Regions from separate parts of the Homo sapiens genome. Here region 1 is linked to region 2. A link is a contact called in ENCODE Hi-C or POLR2A ChIA-PET data. All regions are on one chromosome and are shown on one strand. The core of a region is the stretch at or near the end of the contact, and the rest is flanking DNA. Distances in the headings are between cores, read along the strand shown. Region 1 holds the start of PPM1B-DT (PPM1B divergent transcript). Region 2 holds the start of SRSF7 (serine and arginine rich splicing factor 7).

Region 1 (3,390 bases), core at 310-2,809, 5.4 Mb before region 2:
TTATTTTGATACATTAAACATGTGGAGCCTATTTTAAAAGCTCTTTAACTGTGACTATCAAAACAACTTCCCAGTTATTAACGTCTCTTTTTAAAAAAGTTTTCAAGTTGTTCTTAGAAGAAATTGAATATTGATGAATTTGGGCTGCTATCAAACGCCTAAGAAGCACTTTTTTTGCCGAATAAGATGGGCAAACGTCCCAGATCTGCTAAATCTGATATGAGAGGTCATGCAAGTTTAAAAAATGAAGAAATAACTATTTCCAACACTCACTGAGTCCTTCATTTAAAAAATTATTTTCGGTGTTATTTTCACACTTTACGTTTAATAATACAATTTTTTCAAGGTTGTTAGGCTTAAACTATGAAAAACTGATTTACCACATATGGCTAGTCAGTCTATACTCTTAATGGGGCTCCGGTAGATTTGGGGTACTGACAATAAGTGGCAGTTTCAATTAAGAACTTCACTGTTAGGAATGACATCCGAAAAGGATGGTGCTAGGGAAGACAGGCAAGAGATGCCGGGGTACGAAGAAAAGAGAAACACACAATTTAAAGCCACTAAGGAGGGAAGGCGAGGGTAGAACGCATAGACAGCAGAGAAAGACGATTTAACAAGGAAGTGAAGTGGAGCGCAGAGTAGGGCAGAAGCTGATGAGGAAACGAATGGTAAAAGATAGTGTTTTCAAACAGGGCATGCACCAGGAAGAGAAGCGCCAAGGCTTGGGGTAGCCCCAGTGCTTTCGTGTGAAAGAGATGCTTGCAGACTGAAGCGGAGGGAAGAGAGAATCAGTCAGCTTCCAGGCGTTCCAGCAAACTCCCATTCTCTCCCTGCGCCTCTCCCAGACCTCAGCCCAGCGGAGGCGGCGGCCGGGGAAGGGGCCTATACCCGAGAGCCAGGCCCGGCGTTCCCCTGCCTAGGCTCCGCGGCAGCAGGGAAAGCAGCGAGGATTCGGAAGGACAGAGGCCCCGGCCGCGGCTCGGCAGCACCGCGAAAACCTGCCCAGGGCCCGGGGCCTCGGCGGCGCGGCCGGTCAGCCGCTTCCCCTCCGGCGGGGTGCCGGGCGGCCTTACCTGAGGCAAGGGAGGGAGAAGATGTCTAGGGCGCCTCGCTCGCGCCCGCCGCGGTACTCAGCCCAAGTTTCCAACGGAGGCGCGACCCTGACTCAGCCGCCGCTTCCCCCTCGGGGTCTCGACCGCCGCCTCCGGGGCTGTTTACACCGCCCGGCCCCTCACGCCGCCGCCGCCGCCGATGCCGCCTTCTCTCCACCCTAGCGCCGTTGCCGATTCGGCCGCCGCCACCTCCTCCGCCGCAGCCTCGTCTCTCTGGAGCATCTTCCAACCACCGAACCCTGAGAATCAGAGACTCCAGCCGCGCCGGCAGGAAACTCCCCCGCAACTGCTAGGGGAACGAGGCCGTCAGAGCACCGGCGGCTTTTCCGCCATTGAGCAGAAGCCGCTCGGCTCCTTTTGCAACCCCCTCCCCGCACCCTAGTCCTTCCCCGCCCCTCAGGGTGCCCCGCCTCCAGCTGCCACCCACTGGGATGCCGCGCGCCCTCTCACGGCCCCCGGTTTGCTGGGAGTCTTGTCAATCACCGCTCCCCCTCCCCGTGCTGCTCCCTCGGCACCTCCGTACTTCGTTTACCCCGCCCACCCGGCCCCGCCTCTGGGTTTCTAATTTCCCATTGGGCATCAGTGGCTACTTTCAATAGGCAAGGTCAGCTGTCCATCAAACACCGCCCACTAAGTGAGACCCAACCCTTTATTACCATTTACTTTATTCGGCCCCGCCTCCGCTAGGTCCTACCTCCCGAACGTCAGGGACCAGCCCCCGCTACCAGCCATAAGTAGAGCCCTCCGTCAATCAAATAACGCCCACCTGCGCTCCTCCTAGCAAAGCCCCGGCCCCAGCGATTGTCTTTTCTTATTGGTCCAACTCGTGATCCGAACCCCCAGTCACTGGCTTTCTTGCGGGTCAGTCACTGAGCCAATTTCCAAGTCCGTCACACCGGCTTTTTTCAAATGAACGCGCAAAAGGCGGGGAAGTATCTGGAAAGCGATTGGTTCGTCCTAGAAAACGGTCAAACCCGGAGAGTCTGTACGGATCCTTTCCGTTCTGTGAGGACCGTGCCCCCTTGTATTTGACCTCTAAGCCTCGCGTAAAAGAAGCGCCATAAGGGACCAACGAGCAGTCCAGCTATAGGTGTGGACGCCTGGTCCCACCCGGAATTGCAGGGGCTTGGCTACTGATTGGCTAAGAAAGTCCTCCTAGGCCCTCATTGGAGGATCTAAACGCCTCTCTTCGGCGTGGAGACGGGAAGGGACGACTCAGACGAGGACAAGAAGTGGGCAGGGGAGAGGCGGTTGTTTTGCTTCAGCCGCGGGTGGGGCGCAGGCGAGAGTGGGAAACTGGGAAGGCCGGGCTCTGGGGAGGTGTTGCGGGGAGGGGAAAGGCCCGGATGTTCCCTAACAATGAAATCATCGCCGACCTATCAGAGCCGCCGAGCTGGGATACCTGCCTGACCTGTACCCCGGAGGGAGAAGAGTGGGCGGGAAATTGGGGTGTCGGAAGAACCTGGAAAGCAACGTGAGAAAGTGGGACAGGTGTTCCCTTCAGGAGGATTTTGTGCTATTAGAGATTATTTTTATACCAGCCCTTGACATTTCCGTATTTTGTTTCTCAGTCGGCATTGATATTAAAACTCCCAGCCTAGTCTCTTGACATGGACTTGTTCATTTCGCAGTTATTGAGCGCCTACTGTTTGCCAGGTACTGTATGTAGAACTGGAGATACAAAAATAAATTAGGCAATCGCAGTACAAGATGATAGGTACTACAATTGAAACATGCACAAGGGCTGGTGACGACATAAAGGGTCTTCCTTGTGCATAGGTTTACCAAGAAAGGCTTCACAAAGACACAGGATGAGTCAAGAATGAATGATAGGGGTTTAACAGGCCGATGGGGAAAGTGGACATGACTCCTCCAGCTATCAAATTAGACGATGCTGCCATGTTAATTCTCCAAACGAGAAACAAAAGTGTAATAGAGGTATTCTAATACTTACCTTAGGATATATATATATATATATATTTTTTTTTTAATCCGAATGTCCTAAAAGAACTTAAACCTATTTCCTACTTTGGTGTAAAATGGTTTGGGCAGACAATTTAAGCTTAGACCCAACAGAGTGCTATTCAGGTTAGGGGCTGTCAATGTTTTATAGAAAAGGGCAAATTTAGTAATAGGACAATTGTCCAGGCCGTCATAAGGACGGCAGAAACAAAGACTTAATTGCAATTCGGGTTTTTTTGTTTTTTGAGCAAGCATATTTTACTTTTTAATAAGACAAATCTGAAAAAGCAAACGCGGTCCAAAAAGCATGTGA
Region 2 (2,985 bases), core at 142-2,641:
TTGAGAAGAACCTATAGATCTTTATAATTATTGTTTCTTTTGAGAAGAACCTTGTTAAGAAAAAAATCACCAAGACTAAGGGAGAACACATATACTCTACAGAGCTTCTATTTTCTTCTTAGAGATCTTCCTGAGAGAGATTAATTCTCTCCATAACTTAATCAACGTAAAAAATATGCATAAAATCATAGCATGACCTGGAAAGAATCCATGCTTTATTCACCAACTAGGCCTGCTTTCCCTGTACTCTCCATTCCACACCTATACTCACCAAATGAAGTTGCAAAAGACGAAAAAGATAAAAATGCAAATACCTAAATGTCTTTTTTTATGTACATTTCCAACTTTTGTGTATTCCAAGAATTTACGATGTAATGTCTATGTTTCTAGCAAAAAAGAACTTTTTCTCTATTTGTAGTTGGTGTCTAGAGCAATTCTAATGTAAAGAAGTTTTGCATTTATTTGGTACTGTTGAGTGGCTGAGCAGCAAGGCTGCTATTTCCACTGAGTGGAGATACACAAAGATGACTTAGGAGTCCCAGTCCTCAGGATCGGAGTATTGGTGGATCACACGTGTTACAAAGCAGAAAGCATTAGGAAAAGCAAATCAGTTACTTTGAGCTTCAGATGCAAATAATTTCCAAATTGTCACTGGCCAAAATGCTTTAAACATTCAGGGTTTTGTCACAATTTCAATATAAAGGGGGGAGGGGGGAGCGGGACCCCACAGCTCTATTCCTTTGTCTTTCAGACTCCAAGAACTCAGACCGTGGTGGTGCAAACTGGTGACTGGTTCAAAAGAAGTTGGAGGGGGCGTGTAGGACAGGAGGCTTTACCACCAGTCCCAGGGTGCGTCAAGGTCTATGGTGTAAAAACCACTACTCAGAATGGCGGGGTTCATGGACTTTTCACCATGGCCAAACCTTCGATTACCTCTGATGAGCCCCAAAGATCAGAGTAGCTGACTAGGCCAGGTCCCCCAGCAGAAGGGCGCGACGGCTGCAACATCAGCGGTTAAATTGTACAGCCTTTCATAGGCCGGTCTAATGCATCCGTACTAAGATTGTTAAGGCTGAGGGTCCCTAGCCTGGGGAAAAACGAAAGGAGGCAGAGGGTAGGGAGACGGGAAAGAAGACAAGGAGGGTGTAGAAAACGGGGAGAGGAGGGGGCGGGACAGCATGGGGAAGGCCTCAGGTTTACTGGAGAGATCGTGGCGTTCCCATAGAAACGTATCCCTCCGCCCATGACCCGCGTGTTAGTCTCTTCAGTTCCTTCCGCGTCGTTTCTTGGCTGTTTCCGCCCAGCTCCTTTGTGCCGCGCAGAACAACGAGATGACGCATGCGCAAAGCGCAGCGGCCGCATATATAAACGCGAACCCGGGCTCTTCCTCGTAGTGCCGCCGGGACTCTTGGCGGGTGAAGGTGTGTGTCAGCTTTTGCGTCACTCGAGCCCTGGGCGCTGCTTGCTAAAGAGCCGAGCACGCGGGTCTGTCATCATGTCGCGTTACGGGCGGTACGGAGGAGGTAAGAAGCTGGAGTCCGGTGAGGGACGTTGGTGTGGGTGTAGTGAGCACTGCGAGGCCGTAGGGTTGTCGCGGAGGTTGGGAGACGGTTATTCCGCGTGCGTAATGGCGGCTTAGGAGCACGCCAGACGAAGCCGGAGGCAGCGGAGGCGGGGTGCTGAAGGGAGACGGGATGGCGGGTGTACATCTCTGCCGAGTTCCGTACTCTTGGGCATTTTTGTGGCCCAATCCAGCCTAAAGCAGGGTTGAGATGACGGTTTTCGCGTTGCCTTTCTCGGAGCTGCCCGCCGGCCCCCCTCCCCCCCCGCCCTCGGCGGCGGCTGCCATTTTGCGCACATTGAGGACCGTGGTGGCGCATTTCCTCAGCGCTTTCCCGCCACTTCAGCGGACAGATCTGGCCGCAGCTGTAAGATCGTGGTTGTGTTTGAGATAGAACGAAATTGGCAGCTGTGAGCTGCATGTTCTCGTCAAACAATCGGTTAAATTGCGGAATGGGAATGGGGACGTAATCTGCGACTGGCGGCTGGGTTTTTTTTAGTTATTTCCAGCGCGGTTTATGGCTCTGGGGCGGGGAGCTGGAGTCTTGGGCGAGCCTGTGCCTGGGACGTTTGCCGCGGAGGACGAGAGCCGGCGCAGCCCTGCTCTCCTGGCCCGGCCCCTACCGAGGCCCTCCCGCCGCCGACGCCGCTGCCGCTGCGGGCCCGCGCGCTCCCGGTGCGCCCGGGGCTGCCGGGACTCATGGGTGGGGCCGGGCCAGGTTCCGCCCCACGCCTCGGTGTATCCTACCACGCGTTTCTGCTTGTGTTCGGGAGGGTCACCCCGCATTATTTAGAACGTTAAGAATTTTGTCAAAAGTCTAGTTTCTCAGGGATTTGCGGACTTTCACCAGTTTTACGACTAAGTTTTGTCTTGGATAGAGGGCATTAAATGTGCTTTACCCAATCTTGAGGATGGCCCGTTTTAAGGCAAATAAGTAATTGAAACTTGGGCCAGATTTTGCGTAACGTGCATTCTTCTATTTGCGTTTTTAAACAGAAACCAAGGTGTATGTTGGTAACCTGGGAACTGGCGCTGGCAAAGGAGAGTTAGAAAGGGCTTTCAGTTATTATGGTCCTTTAAGAACTGTATGGATTGCGAGAAATCCTCCAGGATTTGCCTTTGTGGAATTCGAAGATCCTAGAGATGCAGAAGATGCAGTACGAGGACTGGATGGAAAGTAAGTAAGATGTTATGAATCTTCTGTTCATTAAAATATACTGTGGCTAGATAATGAACTTAGTGCTAAATTTGGATTCTGAAGTCTGGAAGAGACCTTAAATAGCTGGTCATAGTGTTAAATGCTAAAGGCACACGAAGGTTAAAGAAGATAGCGGAGATGGAGTTAGGGCTTGGTAAAGACCGCCAAAGTTTGTTGGGGGGGAAGGAGTGGTTGGAAAGAGTGAGTGGTTGGAAAGAGTTCTTTT

Evidence for each region. Hi-C counts contacts between places; a loop is a spot of excess contacts on that map. ChIA-PET counts read pairs that join two places held with the same protein, here RNA polymerase II (POLR2A). Pooled maps may share reads with other maps.
Region 1: a loop to region 2 is called in a map of CD8-positive, alpha-beta T cell, with 18 times the contacts of the local background. The contact joins the promoter of PPM1B-DT here to the promoter of SRSF7 in region 2. A Hi-C loop is called at or near these places in 2 of 168 maps with a recorded cell type or tissue (CD8-positive, alpha-beta T cell and naive thymus-derived CD4-positive, alpha-beta T cell) and 8 of 50 pooled maps. POLR2A ChIA-PET finds 5 or more read pairs at or near these places in 1 of 52 experiments (CD4-positive, alpha-beta T cell).

Annotation. Positions count from the first base shown.
Region 1 is chr2:44,166,961-44,170,350 of GRCh38, reverse strand. It overlaps PPM1B-DT (PPM1B divergent transcript), which reads left to right and starts at 1,559. Exons shown (of 2, transcript XR_940034.3): 1 at 1,559-3,053. PPM1B (protein phosphatase, Mg2+/Mn2+ dependent 1B) reads right to left here and starts at 1,476. Exons shown (of 6, transcript NM_002706.6): 1 at 1,077-1,476. RefSeq lists silencers at 916-1,125, 1,446-1,775.
Region 2 is chr2:38,749,767-38,752,751 of GRCh38, reverse strand. SRSF7 (serine and arginine rich splicing factor 7) reads left to right here and starts at 1,391. Exons shown (of 8, transcript NM_001031684.3): 1 at 1,391-1,523; 2 at 2,558-2,738. The coding sequence starts at 1,496. RefSeq lists an enhancer at 887-946 and silencers at 1,807-1,906, 2,117-2,306.